Linked DNA regions of Homo sapiens: region 1 is linked to region 2. The links are chromatin loops, found by intact Hi-C in ENCODE. Cell type or tissue: heart right ventricle. All regions are shown on one strand. Links, peaks and the distances in the headings refer to the core of each region. The heading gives the core; the rest is flanking DNA. Region 1 overlaps EHHADH (enoyl-CoA hydratase and 3-hydroxyacyl CoA dehydrogenase). Region 2 overlaps VPS8 (VPS8 subunit of CORVET complex).

Region 1 (8,511 bases), core at 1,966-6,965, 340 kb after region 2:
TAACACAGCCCAGCACAGCCACAGGAACAGGACCAGGGTTCATTACAGAAAGGAAAACGGAGCATTAGGTTCCAGAGTTGACACTCCCAGCTGGATAATTCCCTGTGCCCATTCCAGCTGGGGAAGGTAGAGAGAGAGAGAGCCTTTAGTCTCTTGGTCTTTGAATAACAGCACACACATTCAGCATCATGCCAGAAACATGCACATGAGAACAGGAGTTCTTAGTTCAGAAACAGGCAGGCTGCTAGCCACATGCATGTGCAAATATATAGCATTTTATAGGATGCTCCCCTCCCTAGTTTAGCCAATGCAATCTGGTTTGGCCAAGTAATTCTGCATTGCACTGCTAAATCCATTGCACTGCAGTAGTCTGGGAGGCTTCATAGAATACGAACATTAAAATGCATAAAGCTAATGAACTTCCACAGTCAACTCACCAGGATACAGTGTTAAGTTTGTAGAGAAATGTGCCGCTAAGTCCCAAATTGCGTTTTAGGTATGTTAACCTTCTACACTCCCTTCCCACTCGTAATTGGTTCCAAAAGTGCTGATTGGAACCTTGACCATTGGAAATTCCCTTTTCTCCCTCCTTTCCTATAAGAAGTAGAAACTAAATAAATGTTCTTCATCTTCTTCTTTCGTTGTTGTTGTTGTTTTAAAGCAAACATTTGAGCAGTGGGAGTGAGAATAGGCTGAATAATTGGAATATGGTTACAAATGGGAAAAGGGAATACAAAAATTCAACATGTATTTTTTTAAGACAGAGACAGACTTTGCATACCACAAAAGTCACCACTTTAAAGTGTATAGTTCAGTGTTTTTCAGAATATTCACAAGGTTGTGCAACCATATGTGTATGCATTTTAACCATGCCTTTCATAACTGATTTACAAAAATATCTTTAAGACTATAGCAGCTGGGTGCGGTAGCTCACGCCTGTAATCCCAGCACTTTGGGAGGCAGAGGCAGGTGGATCACTTGGGGTCAGGAGTTCGAGACCAGACTGGTCAACATGGTGAAACCCCGTCTCTACTAAAAACACAAAAATTAGCCGGGTGTGCTGCCTTGTGCCTGTAATCCCAGTTACTTGGGAGGCTGAGGCAGGAGAATTGCTTGAACCCAGGAGGCGGAGGTTGCAGCGAGCCAAGATTGCACCATTGTACTCCAGCCTGGGTGAAGAAGCAAGACTCTGTCTCAAAAAAAAAAAAAAAAAAAAAAAAAAAGACTATAGGTAGTGTTTGCGTGTCAGGTGTAAAAAAAATCAAAACTAGCAAAAATTATCTCCTTTCTTACCCTTGTTCTCTGTATATCAATGGTTCTCAAAGTGTGGTCCCCAGAACACAGCATCAACATCACCTAAGCATGTTTGTTAGAGATACAAATTCTTGGGCCCCACCCCAGATTTAATGAATCAGAAAGTAATGAGTGGGGCCCTGCTAACCGTGCTTTAACAAGCCCACCAAAAAGCAATTTTGATGCACAGTGAAGTTTGAGGACCATGGCTCTAGATCAAGACAATTGCTCTAGCTTTCCATAACTATAGATTTCTAATAAATGCATATATATTTAATGTAATTAACATATTGAATTTTTGTGGAAACTTTCCTTCAAGTTAATCCATCAATTTTGTTCTGCTAAATGACCACACACTAACCACTGTATTTAAAACAAAGAGGCTGGGTGCGGTGGCTCACGGCTGTAATCCCAGCACTTTGGGAGGTAGAGGCGGGTGGATCACCTGAGGTCAGGAGTTCAAGACCAGCCTGGCCAACATGGTGAAACTCCATCTCTAATAAAACTACAAAAATTAGCTGAGTGTGGTGATGCATGCCTGTAATCCCAGCTACTCCAGAGGCTGAAGCAGGAGAATCAATTGAACCTGAGAAGAGGAGATTGCAGTGAGCCGAGGTCATGTCATTGCACTCCAGCCTGAGCAACAAGAGCGAAACTCCGTCTCAAAAAAAAAAAAAAGAAAAAAAGAAAGAGAAAAAAGAGGAAAGTGGGGAAGCACAAAAAGAAAAGATAGGCACAATACCTCAAATGAAAATGAAAGGCAAATAAATAGGCCTCCTTAAATTATAAATTTGGTAAGAGAATAAATGGCAAATGTTGACAAGATTCTGAGTTAATCCTTGGTTGATCTGTCTTTTTCTCTACCTTGATCTCCAGCGTTTGTCTATTACAAAGCAGCACCAAGAAATCATAGGATTTCAAACAGTGGAACTCATTTAAAAAAGAAAAAACAGTAAAAGTCCTAGGGTTTCCATGGGATTCTAATCATTAAACCCCAAAACACACATTACACCCCAAAACCTTGCTTGAGTTGTTGCAAGGACAAATAACTAAGCACCCAACCACTGTAGCCTGTGAGGTCTCAGAACATGATTTGAAACCAGCTAATTTTGTTGAACCCTTTCTTTTACCAATACATAAAACAAAGCCCCAAAGATGATTTGTTAAGGTCCCGTAGCTAAAGCTGAGACCTCTGTCTCTCCTGACCTCCAGTCCTGAGCCCATTTCTCTAACAGACTGCGTCCTTTCCACACTGGCCTCCCAAAGTCATCCATTTTTTTGGGGGAGGGGGTAAATTTAATGACTTAGATATTAGGAAAAGATAAATTTTTTTTCAAATCAAGAGTCTAGATTACCTACCACCCAAGTACAACCACTACTGAAAATTTGTTACATCGCCTTATAGTTTTTTCCTTATGCAGGTACATATAAGAACACACGCACACACTTGTAAAATTTTCTACCTGGCTGTTTTCTTCTTAATACTATATGTAAGCAATTTTCCAAGTTCTTCAACTTTCTTTAAAAATGGAAGTTGTAATAGCTGAATGGAGTCAGTTCATTGAGATTATCGTTTTTACATAATTAATTTCCCAGAACTAAATATTTGAGTTGTTTCCAATATTTTATGATAATCTAAAAGCTTTAGTGAGTATTACTGTATACAAATCTTTGTGTATTTATGTGATTATTTCTCTATGGTAAATTCCTAAGAATAGAAAAACTAAGTGAAAAGGTATGAGTAATTTTAAGCCTCTATAAGTGATTGTCCAGCTGCCTTCTAGACAGGATGTATTACAAGCATTCTAATGAGAGCTTATTTAAACTCAGTCTCACCGTATTTGTTCCATCTGTTCTGATCTGCTTGGCAAAAATTAGTGTCTTTTAAATCACTGATTTTTTTATTAATAAATTTTAAAAAGCATTTAAGAGTCAAGCATACACTTATTACAACCCAGCAATACTATTCTCAGGTATTTACCCAAGAAAAAGGAAAAACTATGTCTACAAAGACTTGTGTAGGCCCAAAGTGGAAACAAACTAAATGTCCATCAACTGATAATGGATAAACAAATTGTGGTTTACCCACAATGTGGAATACAAGTCAATAAAAAGGAACAAAATATTAATGCATGCAACAATAGGAATGGCTCTCAAAAACATTATACAAAATAAAGCCAGCCACAGAAGACTATATACTACTGCATGATTTCATCCATATGAGATTCTAAAAAAACCATAAAAGTATGACAGAAAGTAGGTCACTGGTTGCCTGCGGCCAAGGGGAAGAAAAAAGGATTTATGGGAAAGGGGTATGAGAATACTTTTTAGGGTGATAGAACTATATTTTGATTGTGGCCATGGTTATACAACTGTAAACAACTACCAAAATTCACCAAACTCCCCCTTAAAATGCATGAATTTTATCTGTAGAAATTACACCTCAATACAGCTGGAAAAAATAAAAACAAAACCAAAAATAATTTAGAAATGTTTGAGAAAACTAACTTATCCTAAGCTGGAGAATAAAACAAAACAAAAGCAAAAATCACTTAAGAAATTTTGGAGAAAAACTAACATTTTCATTTTTGCTTATTTCCTTTCCATTTGTATCTGTATTCATACATACTCCAGATAATGATCATTACTCTATACACGATTATATACTGTATAATTGCAAATACATGTACATTTATATTCTACACATTTTTATATCACAATTTTACATTTTTCTATATAGTTTTCATGATTATAATTTAAAATAGTAACACATAATTGTCTAAAGCCCTGAAGTGTTAAAAGGTGAATTACAGGTTTAAAGCAAATGGTGCCTCAATATTTGGATGCCACCAAGTGGACAAACTGTATAATGTCGTTGAGATGAAACACTATTTTGTAAGTTTTATAAAGTAAAAATGCTTAATTTAATGTTTACAATTAATTTTAAATTGTGAATAAATTAAAGTTATAACCAGACCATTTTAGAAATGTAGCTAAGGTTGAGACCTGGATCCAGGTCTCCTAGATCATGAACCTCAACTATTTCTTGAAGTAACTTAATTCTCAAATCAGAATCTAGGGAAATCACTTAAGGAAAAGAACTTCCTGTTGAAATTGAGACCTTTACAAACTAAAACTACAGATGTGAATGACAGACACGGGTCTACCTTTAGCAAACCAAAGAATCATTTCGGGACCTCCAAATGCAAATAGCCTTTGCTGTGTGTCTGTCAAGTGACTTCTAACAAAACAATAAGCCCCCTCGGGAAGCACAATGATGAAAACACAGTGAAGGTTGCCTGAAAGGCCGAGAAAAATAGTAGGAAATTTATTTCTATTTGGGCAAGGACTTGCTGATTCTCTTTAGGGGTCTCCATTATTTTCTCCCCATCGTTCCTCCCCTCTCCAGTTCAAGCTTTTACTTTCACATTGAAACAGTAACTGGCTAGAGCCACAAAAAAGAAAGATTATTTCAGGAAAGTGTTTGGTCTCTGCCAAGGTCAACAAAAGAATGACTCCTTCAAAAGAATGCCTTTGAATGACACTGGGCCATTGCCTGCCACCAAGCGGGAGACCAGCACTCTGTTCTGCCTGTAACGCAATACTCTTCCCAATTATTTTTTTCTGGCTATTTTTACCCTCTCCATCTTGCTCATTTAAAGATGACAACATCCATAGACTGAAAAGAAACTGTGAAACAAACAAAAAAACCTCTGTGAGTGCCACTGAAAGAACTCTGAAAGGAACATCCCGAGTCCATAAAGTAAGAAACCACTGAGAGAAGGACATAACTCAGTTTGCGGAGACAGAAGTTCTCAAGGCCCACAGTTTTACTGCGGTAAATTATAGAGCCTGTGATATGGTTTAGATGTGTGTCCGCTCCAAATCTCATGTTGAAATGTGGTCCCCAGTGTTTGAGGTGGGAGCCTGGTGGGAGGTTACTGGGTCATGGGAGCTGATCCCTCAGGAACGGTTTAGTACCATCCCCTTGGTGATAAGAGAGCTTTCACTTAGTTGATGAGAGATCAGCTTGTTTAGAAGAGTTTGGGGCCAGGCGCGGTGGCTCATGCCTGTAATCCCAGCACTTTGGGAGGTCGAGGCAGGCAGATCACGAGGTCAGGAGTTCGAGATGAGCCTGGCAAACATAGTGAAACCCCGTCTCTACTAAAAATACAATAATTAGCGGGGCATGGTGGGCGGACGCCTGTATTCCCAGCTACTTGGGCTGCTGAGGCAAGAGAATCACTTGAACCCAGGAGGCAGAGGTTGTGGTGAGCCAAGATCGCGCCACTGCACTCCAGCCTGGGCAACAGAGCGGGACTCTGTCTCAGAAAAAAAAAAAAAAAAAAAGAGTTTGGGACCTCCACACTTCTCTCTTGCTCTCTTGCCATATGACGTGCCTATTCCTGCTTCACGTTCAACCACGGGTAAAAGCTCTGAGACCTCACCAGAAGCTGAGCACATGCTGGTACCATGCTTGTACAACCTGCGGAACTGTAAGCCAATTAAATCTTTTTTTCTTTATAAATTACCCAGCCTCAGGATTTTCTTTTTTTTTTTTTTCTCGAGACGGAGTCTCGTTCTGTCGCCCAGGATGGAGTGCAGTGGCGCGATCTCGGCTCACTGCAAGCTCCGCCTCCCGGGTTCACGCCATTCTCCTGCCTCAGCCTCCCGAGTAGCTGGGATTACAGGCGCCCGCCACCACGCCCGGCTAATTTTTTGTATTTTTTAGTAGACACGGGGTTTCACCGTGTTAGCCAGGATGGTCTCGATCTCCTGACCTCGTGATCCGCCCACCTCGGACTCCCAGAGTGCTGGGATTACAGGCGTGAGCCACTGCGCCCGGCCAGGAGTTTCTTATTTAAATGAACATGTATCCTGTTTACAGTCTTTGGCTATTTTTATTATTATCTTCTTACCTGAAACTCTCTGAGCAAATCTGATTGCTTCTTCAACCGGGTCTGAGTTTACAACTTTATCTAGAATGCCCAGCTTGAGTGCTTCATCTGCTAAAATACGTCTTCCTGAAATAAACAACAACAACAATAACAACAAATCAAAGAGCGATGTAAGATTAAAGCAAAAGCATTACTCTCTCTAGTAGGAAAGGCTGTCTGTCTGGATATAAATATCTATTATTGAATAAAATAAGTAAGAACCACACTCACTGAAAGAATAGAAAGATCACCACTGAGGTAACCAGGAAACTTGGATTCAAGCTCCAGCTCTAGTTTCCACTATTTGTGTGACCATGAAGAACTGCACCAGGACCACAATTTCCTCATTGGCAAATGGCAATAATTATGCTTATCTCAGTAATTCTGAGTATTAAGTGAGAATAACAGATTCTCTTTATATTCTATAAATCTCTATAGAAGTACTTTATGAACTACAGATCTCTATAGAAATGTGAGATGTTTAGTTTTTTATAATAATAATAGAAGTAGCAGCAGCAGAGTAATATATAGTATCTACCTTATCCCTAGCACACCCCATTGGCTGTGGATGGTTAAAAAAAAAAAAGGACCGGGCACGGTGGCTCACGCCTGTAATCCCAGCACTTTGGGAGGCCAAGGCGGGTGGATCACCTGAGGTCAGGAGTTCGAGACCAGCCTGGCCAACATGGTGAAACCCTGTCTCTACTACAAATACAAAAATTAACTGGGCATGGTAGTGGGCACCTGTAATCCCAGCTACTCAGGAGGCTGAGGCAGGAGAATCGCTTGAACCCAGGAGGTGGAGATTACAGTGGGCTGAGATCACACCACTGCACTCCAGCCTGGGCAAAAGAGATAGACTCCATCTCCAAAAACAAAGAAAAAGAGAGAGAGAGAAAATTTAAAAAAAAGATAGTCCCCAGACATAAATATAGTTAACTCAATGAGAAAAAAATTAAGTTGACATTCTATAAGGTATAATTAAAATTACCTAGGACAAATGGGATGGATTTCTGCCAGTTTTTGGCTACCCAGCATCTCAGCTCCTCCCTTAGTTTGTGGAATTGCTATTGTGTGAGCTTTGAAGCCCTGCCTTCTACTACAGAAGCTGAAAAGGACACAGATGATTAGACAATTGACAATTTGACTGTGGCAGCTGGAGTGTGGCCCATGACCCCAGTTAGTGAACTGAGTGCTCTGTTGAGGGTTTTTAGCTTGGAGTTAGTGACACTAAGCAGCAGCGACAGGTTAAATCTCATTTCACAGGTGCCAATATCTAGTGTCTGGCAGTGGTGGTGCTGGTATACTTAGCATCCAATCATGCCATTGGCATCCTCCAGTACAGAATGTCAGCAATAGGAGATATAGAAGTTTGATGAGGGTTTGCACCGTTCCTAAATTTGCCTTGACAGTTCTTCACCAGTTGTAAATATGCAATTTGATCTGCATATTCTGAGGTAAGAGGTAGGGGACATCAGCATCCCCTACCCCAGGGTCAGAAGGAAGAAGACAGTGACACATCGCTTGCTTTCTTGCCAGTACCATCTTGCCTTCTGAAAAGCAACCATCAAATCCATCTTGGTGGCAACAGTCCCACAGTCTTCACTGCACTTACAGTGTTGGTGGATGCCATCGGAGACAAACCCTCCATTCCTGGTTCTTATTATTGCTTCAGAGAACTACAAATGAGTTTTCTTGATTGGATAGAAAGTTCAGTGATTTTTTTTTGGTAGGTCTCTCTTTGAAAAGCAGTATTTGGGCAGTTTTCTGGAAGTATCTCTGAAAACAGGCTTTCAGATCTCCTTCTGGAGTAAGGAGTAGGGTAAGAGGTACATAAATGGTTTCTGTACATAAGTATCCTGTGTATAAAATCACTTTGGTAAGGAGAGAGTGAATCAGCCTACCCAGGTTAAGGGAACCAAGCAAACACAAAATGGGACATGGAAACCTGGATATTATTATAAAAGGATTTTGAGGTCAACTAAGCAGGGAGAATGTGAGCTACTCCCAGATAGACTAAAAATTTCTCTAGCTGTAATGATTTCTTCTGGCTTGGATTTCACAAAATTGGAAGAGTACCACTACTATTCTAACAGAGTCAATGGGATTCCAAGTACAGTCATATGCCATATAATAACATTTCTGTCAACAACACATATATGATGGTGGTCCCATATGATTACGATATCATATATTTACTGTACCTTTTCTATGTTAGATGTGTTTAGATACATAAATACTTTCCATTGTGTTACAAATGCCTACAGTATTCAGTACAGTA
Region 2 (8,511 bases), core at 1,482-6,481:
TTTCCTTACAGATGGTAGAAATCCTATTCCATTATGCAGATCGAGCTCTGAAAAAGTGCCCAGACCAAGGAAAAATCCAAGTGATGGAGCAGCATTTTCAGGTACACATTGCATGTGCTTCCAGTAGACGATGCTCTGGATAGGTCTAATACTCCTCTTTTATGTTACTTGAGAATGTGACTTTCATTTTTGGTTAAACATTTTTTTAGTATTCAAAACTTTATTTCAGGGCTTGTAGAACATTCTAAATGATTATATTTTTAAGTAATGGGTATAAATGAGTAAAACGTTGTGGAGTGTTACTTAGCGCTTAGCTGCTTAGTGGCGTGTGGAAGGAAAGGATATACGTGTGAAGATCCTTTGCTGTAAACTGATACCTTATAGTGGCTGACATCCTGCTCGTCTAATATTTATGTTAACCAGGTTATTTAGTACTGCCAAGGTTTAAATTTAGTTCTCCTAGGAGCACCTATGACTTAAGAATAATAGATCAATCACAAATATATATATATATATAAAATATGATCTATAAAATATGCTAATGAAAGACCTTTAGTTTATCTTGGAACTTAATGAAAATGAAAGCCAAAGAACAATGTAGACGTGTATGTATTTATTATGCAGGTTTTACTTTCTGCAGTGCTCTCCAGTTATATTTGTTGCAAATTGCTGTTCCCCATTCCTACTACTCCCTTCCCTCTGCCTACCTCCTCTTTTAACAAATATTTGAGTGTCCAATACAGGGATCAGCAGACTTTTTCTAAAAAGACTCAGATAGCAGAGTTTAGGCTTTGCAGGCTACAGTGGTCTCTGTCACATCTTTTTCTTCCTTTCTTTTGTTTTTTGATTTTTTAAGCAACCCCTTAAAATTGTAAAGTCCATTCTTAGCTGTGAACAATACAGAAACAGGCTATGGGCAGGATTTGGCTAAAGTGTGCGTCCCGTGGTCTGATATGTACTTGGCACTGGGCAATAGTAAAATTTACATGATCTTTACTATCTTAAAGTTTGTAGTCTAGTCAAAATAATGGGTTTTTTTGGTTTACATTAATGGACATATTTAGAAGAAATCTAGGGATTTTGAAGTTCTAAAGAGTAGGCACAGGTCCTATCTTTTCATATTCTATTTGATGCTTGTAACATTGGAAGACAAGAATAGATATGGCAGTTAAGAGTTGGCTGGTATCAGAGAAGCATTTGGCTTCCTGAACTGTGCTGTTCAATGCCATGCTAGTGAGCTTCTGGTAGAGTAACTGTTATTACTCTGTTTGGCTGGATGCTTATTAAATTTATCAGTAGAGAAGGAGAAATAAGCCTAGATAAAGTTATAAAAATAAATAACTTAGGAAGAAGACATATGGTAGAAAGAAAGCATTTGGGAACAAAACTGTTTGGAAACAATACTTTATATATAAGTACTTGTGTATACCAATGCAGTATAGATAGAAAACTTAATATTTGTAACAAGAATATACCTATCACCAAGAGGTTGTAGGAACTCTGGCCTTTGGAAGGTATACTTTGTTGAAAAAAATCATCTAGTAGAAAAAGCTAGGAGGGGTGAATGGAATGAGTGTGTATGTGTGTGTGGAGAATATAGAAACCACAGTGTTGGGGGAAAACGTGGTAGAGAGCTTCTTTCTAAAAGATGAAAGGAACAAAGGTGACGTTCTGATGGAGAAATAGTAAAGAATCTCAGATACGGGAACTGTAGATGGTGGTTTCTGATGCATTCCTGTAGATGGTGGTTTCTGATGCTGACTGCAGAACGTACAGAGATGCATTACTACTAACAGATGTTAGTAGTAATGTGCTCTGTAACCATCTAGCTTCCTGTTAGAAGTCTCATTCTGTTGGTAAGAGTATCTGATAAAATTTTTGATTTTTCAGTGATTAGTCTCATAGGAGGTGAAGGAAACAATGGAGGGGACTATTTCTCTGGATTTAATTTTTACTAATGATTGGGGAAGTAGAAGAGATAGACCCTTGAGAGAAAAATTATCACTTTATTTTAACAATCATAATAATGATGAAAAATATACATAGCATGAGTCCTCTATTTCAGAAAGCAAATATCTCAGAAAAAAATATGGGCACAATCACATGGCTACAGGCTCCAAAAAAAGAATGGGTTCACAAGGAACAGGAAATTCTAAAATTTCAACCATTCAAGGAGAAAGTAATGTTGAAAGAAGGTTCTATCTGCAAATCACAGAACATCTATAAATATGGAGAAAGGCATATAACTAAAGATACATACCAGAAGTATCATGAACTTGTAAGACTGTCAGAAAGGAGAATGATATGGTCCAGACTGTGCCTACCACAATGCTGTGGAGTACAAAATAGGGATTTTTAACAAAGATTTACTGAGCACATACGATGTGCCAGATACTATGTAAAGTATGTGACATGTATTTTTATTCTCAAAACAACCTAAGGCAGTAGGTGTCATTTTTAATCCCCATTTTATAGATGAGGAAACAGGCTTAGAGGAGTGAAGTGAAGTTCCAAGGTAATATTGCAGTAAATGGTGGAGATGGGACTCATATCCAGGTCTTTCTGACTTCAAAGCCCAGTTCTTAGCTAATCATTGTATTATACTGTTATTTTAAGAGCAAGCACAGGGAGAAGATGAGTGAGAAGGGGTGATGTTAATAAATCACCAAGAATGAGAATTACAGCAAGCATCTAAACTGTTTAATACTTAACTGTGTGGCAGACACTGTTACAGACCCTTTATGCATATTTATTAACTCATTTAATTCTTATCATAACTCTGTAAGGTGGCTACTGTTACTATTCACATTTGTAAATGATGCCGAGGCACAGAGAGGTTAAATTATTTGTTCCAGGTCACAAAGCTAATAAATGAGAGAGCTAGAATTTGAATTCAAGCAGTGGGCTTCAGGGTTTACATCCAGACTGCCACACTATACCACAGAACAATGCTCCTCATTTTGACTCCATTTTCATGACCACAGAGAATGGTTTTAAAGTGGAAAAGTCCAGATAAGTGTATTAAAAAACTGAAGCCGACCATATGTAATGTGTAATATCATTATGATTGTTCAACTCTCAAGACCCAGTAGAATTATAACCCATGATACTGTTGAAACAATCTGGGCCAACATGAATAATTTGCAAGTAACTTTGCGTCAATTTTCAAATAAGGCATTCTTGATTAAGTGTGGAGTATATACAGGGAGACACAATTTATTCCATTCAGGAGGACAGTTTTCTCTGGAAAACGTGACCTTCAGTGCATTAGGATAGGTGAAGTGCATGCACCGTCAGCCACAAATCCGTTGTTTTGTTTAATCATATTTAATCATAAAATAATTATATAGGTTGACTTTTAAAGTGTTTTTTTTTTTTAAGTAGAGTGGACTTTGGAGACTATCTGCTGACATCCCCAGTGTGAATTGTGAAGGTTTTCCTTGAATTCATCTCAAAACAACCATGTTAAACTCATATAATTACCTTTTTGAAAGGAATATAAAGATAGTATATTCCTGGAATGCCTGTGACGTAACATAATTGATTTCATTAAAGCATTTGCCTAATTTTTCCATTATCTTTGTGGCTGGAATAGATTAGTAAATAGTAAATAGATTTGCAGCTAGATAAATATTTCTACCCAAAAATATTCTTTGGTGGCTTAGTATTAATTACATCCTAGGACTCTTTCATACCCAAGTTTTTATCATTGATTTGGGTGAAGATTTAGTGACTGGCCTGTCAAATCTAGGTAGCGCCAAGAATCAAGGTTCAAAGTGATCTTGACAAGAAAGTGCAATCAAAATCATCATGAGTTGAAATTTAATGAAGATTAACATCAAGACTTAGATTCATTAGATTGAAATAATCAAATTACGTGAGTACTGGATTGGGAAGATCTAGGTGGACAGGGTTTTAGTTGACCATAAACTTAGTATGAGCCAATTGTGTGTTAAGACTCAGATACAGGAAAGTACTGGTACTACTGGGCTGCCTGTTTGAAATAAAACTGCTAAGGCATTTTGTAGGCTGTTGATAAACTCAGCCACATCCCACAACTGAGATGGTGGAAGGTTTTAAAAACAACAGTTAAAAAAAATACTGGGTTGTTTAATCTGAGGAGAAAGTAAGTGGAGACATCCCTGCCTAGAGATGGTAGAAGGCTGTCCTATGGGATTAGCCGTATTGCTCCAGAGGGAAGGCCTAGTATATAGTGGGTGGAAATCAGGAGATGTATTTCAGTTTAAAATGACCTACTTATGATGTAACAGCTCTTGGATTTATGCATCTCTTATTATGGAATGTATTCAGATAAAGGCAGGATGACCAACTGATGGAAGTGTTTTTAAAACTTTTTTTTTTTTTTTTTTTTTGCTCAGTGGGAAGGTCTCAGATTCTGTATCTGTCTCAAGAAGCTATTATTGGAGACATAAGTAACCTCTAATTCGGTTAGTTGAAATTCCTATTAAGACTGATCTCTGTCACAGTCAAAATACTGAGAATTTGTGTTTTACCAGCAGGTGGCACCTCCTGCCTGCTGCCTCAATTTTAATCTTTACCCTTGGTGAGGAACCTCACCTTTTCCTTAGAGTCAGAATATGTAAGGCTATTCACTATTTTTGCTTTTCTCCAAAGATCAATCAATATTTGTCCTGTCTTAGTTATAGAAAATAACTTTTGGATCTTGTCACATTTTGGACAGGTTGTGGCTTTTATTTATCTGAGAAAAGATTTCAACCTATAATTATAATTTATTTGTATCATAATTATTATGGTAGGATAAAAAGGAATTACAGTGTTTTCTGTCTCATACATCTTGAGACTTGCCTTTTCTTCTGGCTTTCCTCATATGCGTTTATATATGTTCAAGTGTTTCCCACCCTAAAACTAAGTCAAGCAGCAAACAAATTCTTTTGTTTGCCTCACGCCGTCTCTAATATCCTATGCTTTCTTGTTCACCCATTCTTTATAGAGCCAGACATCTTACAAGAGCTGTCTCTGGCCAGGGATGATGGCTCACACCTACAATCTCAGCATTTTGGGAGGCTGAGGCGGGTGGATCACTTGAGCTCAGGAGTTTGAGACAGCCTTGGCAACATAGTGAAACCTTGTCTCTACAAAAAAAAAAAAAAAAAATTAGCTGGGAATGGTGGTGCACAGCTATAGTCCCAGCTACTCTGGAGGCTGAGGTGGGAGGTTCACTTGAGCCCGGGAGGTTGAGGTTGCACTGAGCCAAGATCACGGCACTGCACTCCAACCTGGGTGACAGAGCAAGACCCTGTCTCAAAAAAAAAAAAAAGAGTTGTCTCCATTTCCTTACCTCCTTCTCATCCCTTAACCTATTCCATGTCTATAAATTCTGTGGACCCTTTTATTTCTCATCTTACTGGTCCTCAGCAGCATTCAGCACATGAAGACTTCTTGAAATAGTCTGTCCATTTTTGGCTTCCCTGATATCATGCATTCCAGTTTTTTCCCTACCTCTCTGACTGCTTATTGATTCTCTTTGTTTATTCTTCTTCCTTTTCTTTACTTAACCAAGAAATGTTAGGATTCTTCACAATACCCTTCTATTTTTATATCAATGTTTGTCAAGATGTCTGTGTACCATTTACTTCAAAATCATTTGAAGATATTTGTTAAAAATGCTTTTTTTTTTTTAATTTCCCAGGCCTACTGAATCAGACTCTCTGGGATTGGTGACCAGGATTTGTAGTCAGCTTTCAAGATGTCCCTTAAGCACATTAAAGTTTACAAATCACTGCTTTACATTCTTCCCTAGGTGATATAGGCACATGGCTATCTAACCAGTGTTAACAACCTAGATTGCTCTTCTGAATTCTGAGGTCTATAGAGTAAGTTGCCCATTTACATTTCTGCTTGGATGTTTTGTAGGTACCTCAGACTCTGTTTCCTCACAAAGCCTTTTCTGAGGATTCCTGTGTTAGTGAGTGGATCCACCATGCACCTAATGCAAATTGGGTGATTCTTGTCTTTTACTTGTTCCTGGCTATTCTGCCTCCTGACAGTTTCTCTCATCTGTTTCCACCATGCTGTTAATTCTGCCACTATCCTAGTCTAAGTGCCCATCATTTCCCTCTTGGTATATTATAGAATTCTCCAAATCGATCTCTTTGTACACATTCTTACTGTACTTCATTTCATTTTCTACACAGCAGCCAAAGAGAAATGTATATCAAATCTAGATATGATGCTTTCCTAATTTTAAAATATTTTAAGGACTTCCTATTGTTTCTGAGGTAGAGACTAAATTCCCTAACATTTTCTAAGGCTCTGCATGGTCTACGCTTGCCTAACTGCTCCTAATTCTCTGTATTGCTGTTATACTAGAGTTCTTTCCAGTGTCTTAACATCCCTGTTCTCTCTTTACCCAGAGCCTTTGTGCACAGTGTTCTCTCTGCATAAAAAATCCTTTCTCATTTCTTTGTAGCTCAACTAGCTCTGTTTATTTTCAGGTCTCAGTGTAATTGTCCCCCAGATTAACTCAGATCCATTTCTTTCTAAAATACTATGCACTGAAGTCACTCATTCAATGTCAGTTTTCTGCAGCTAGCCTATGTATGTTTAGGGACCTGTGTAAGTTTAGGAACATGTCTGTTTTTTGTCATTGCCGTATGCCCAGCATCTGGTTCAGTGTCCTTGATAAATAGTTGTTGAGAGAATTTTTAAAAATATATGAACTTATGTTGTAGAGCTTGCTTTGAAAGCATGCTTTCAATTTAAGAGGTTTGAGCTAAGAACCAAATGTAGGACTTAGTATTTGCAACACATATGTCATAATGATGGCTCATGTGGTGTGCTGTATGCCTGATGGCTATCTTATTTAGTCCTTATAACGTACTTGAGGAGTGCTTATTATTTACCTCCATTTTCCAGAGGAAATAGACACACAAAGGGGTTGAGTAACTTGCCCAATATCATTGAACCGGTGAATAGAACCACCATAGATACACACCCAGGCTGCCTGGCTCAGGAGCCTCGACCCTGTACTGTACTATGTTTCATCCCACAGTTTATTCTTTGATAATCTCAGACCAATGTGTTGTTATGTAACTCACTTTGAAACAGAGAGGACTAAGTAATTTATGAGTTTTGGGAGGATATTGAAATATATGAAAAAGAAAATACAAATGAATTTTAGCATAACCATGGTAAATATACCTGAACAATTGACTGATTTGAGTTGCTAGCAGTGTTTTCAAACTAAGAAACCACTGCTAATCAGTTAACTGTGGAAACAGTATTTTGGGTTATTTTATTTTGCTATGCTTAATATATGTGTTTTTATTTGTTTTTGAAACAACGTAGAGGTATAAATAATGAGGCATTTTAATGCTGTAATGTGAATCAAGCTTAAAGGATTTGAAAAATAATATAATTTTAAAAGACCCTTTTTTTTTTTGAGATGGAGTCTCACTCTTGTCCTCCAGATTGGAGTGCAGTGGCATGATCTCGGCTCACTGCAACCTCTGCCTCCCGGGTTCAAGCTATTTTCCTGCCTCAGCCTCCTGAGCAGCTGGGATTACAGGTGCCCGCCACCACACCCAGCTAATTTTTGTACTTTTAGTGGAGATGGGGTTTCGCCATGTTGGCCAGGCTGGTCTCAAACTTCTGACCTCATGATCCACCCGCCTCGGCCTCCTAAAGTGCCGGGATTACAGGTGTGAGCCACTGCGCCTAACCTAAAAGATCTTAATGAAGCCTTATGTTAATCGTTACTAAGCTCTCCTTCCAGCTTCATTTCACATTTCTATGAGGGTCAGATAATTCAAGGCTATTTTTGTAGCAGCTGTAGGCATATATTTTTGCATTAAGAGGTAATGTCAAAGAGTGGACAGTGACTACAAGCCAAACACAGAGCGAGGCAGTAGGAGCTTTCCTTGTCTAACCCATACCTCCTCTGAGAAGATTTGAGGAGAGGAAAAGAGTGTTGATGTCTAGCACATTGCCCTATCCCTGAGGCTTGATTAAAGTGCTGGTTCTGAGGAGTCAGGTCTTTCCTAGATTATTTTATCATCATACCTGAAAGAAGAAAAGAAAAATACATACACACATATACATGCAGAGAGATAATCTAATCTATATTGCTGTTTGGGATGTTTGTATACCAATCCTGGGGATACCAGCTGCCTAGCTCTGGTAGCCTGTGGAGATTTATCTGTGTGTGTATATCTGTGTGTAGATAGATATGTTTATCTGTTTTGGTGTATGCGTGTATACATATGTATGTATATATAATTTTGAATCATTTTCACACAGTCAAGTTTTCCTTATCTGATAGTCTTTTAGAATATAAATTAAGAGAATTAGTACCATCGCTCCAAAAAGCAAAGGAATCTGCATCTGTTATTTCTTTTCAAATCATCCCATGAAATAGGGAAAACCAGAGATTATGTCTTCACTTCACAGATGGTAAGATAGTCACAATGCAATAAAATGATTTATTCAGTCACTCAAACCATTGACAGGCTCAAATTTAGGTTATCTGTC

The links. Peaks named below come from ENCODE experiments on the same cell type or tissue, not always from the same donor. Only the 100,000 strongest peaks of a DNase experiment are listed, where the experiment ranks them.
Region 1: it touches region 2 in a loop (3-fold over the local background); 17 of 110 quality-filtered maps call a loop at or near these places.

Annotation. Positions count from the first base shown.
Region 1 is chr3:185,211,924-185,220,434 of GRCh38, forward strand. EHHADH (enoyl-CoA hydratase and 3-hydroxyacyl CoA dehydrogenase) reads right to left here. Exons shown (of 7, transcript NM_001966.4): 5 at 6,213-6,317. Among named protein-coding and RNA genes, the nearest start is that of MIR5588, 37 kb to the right of the region's middle. In heart right ventricle, for the core only: a CTCF peak has its summit at 4,158 (motif pointing left); no DNase peak of the experiment used is centred there; H3K4me3 peaks cover 888 bases; H3K27ac peaks cover 1,215 bases.
Region 2 is chr3:184,870,705-184,879,215 of GRCh38, forward strand. It overlaps VPS8 (VPS8 subunit of CORVET complex), which reads left to right. Exons shown (of 48, transcript NM_001009921.3): 21 at 12-101. Among named protein-coding and RNA genes, the nearest start is that of VPS8, 63 kb to the left of the region's middle. In heart right ventricle, for the core only: a CTCF peak has its summit at 4,517 (motif pointing right); no DNase peak of the experiment used is centred there.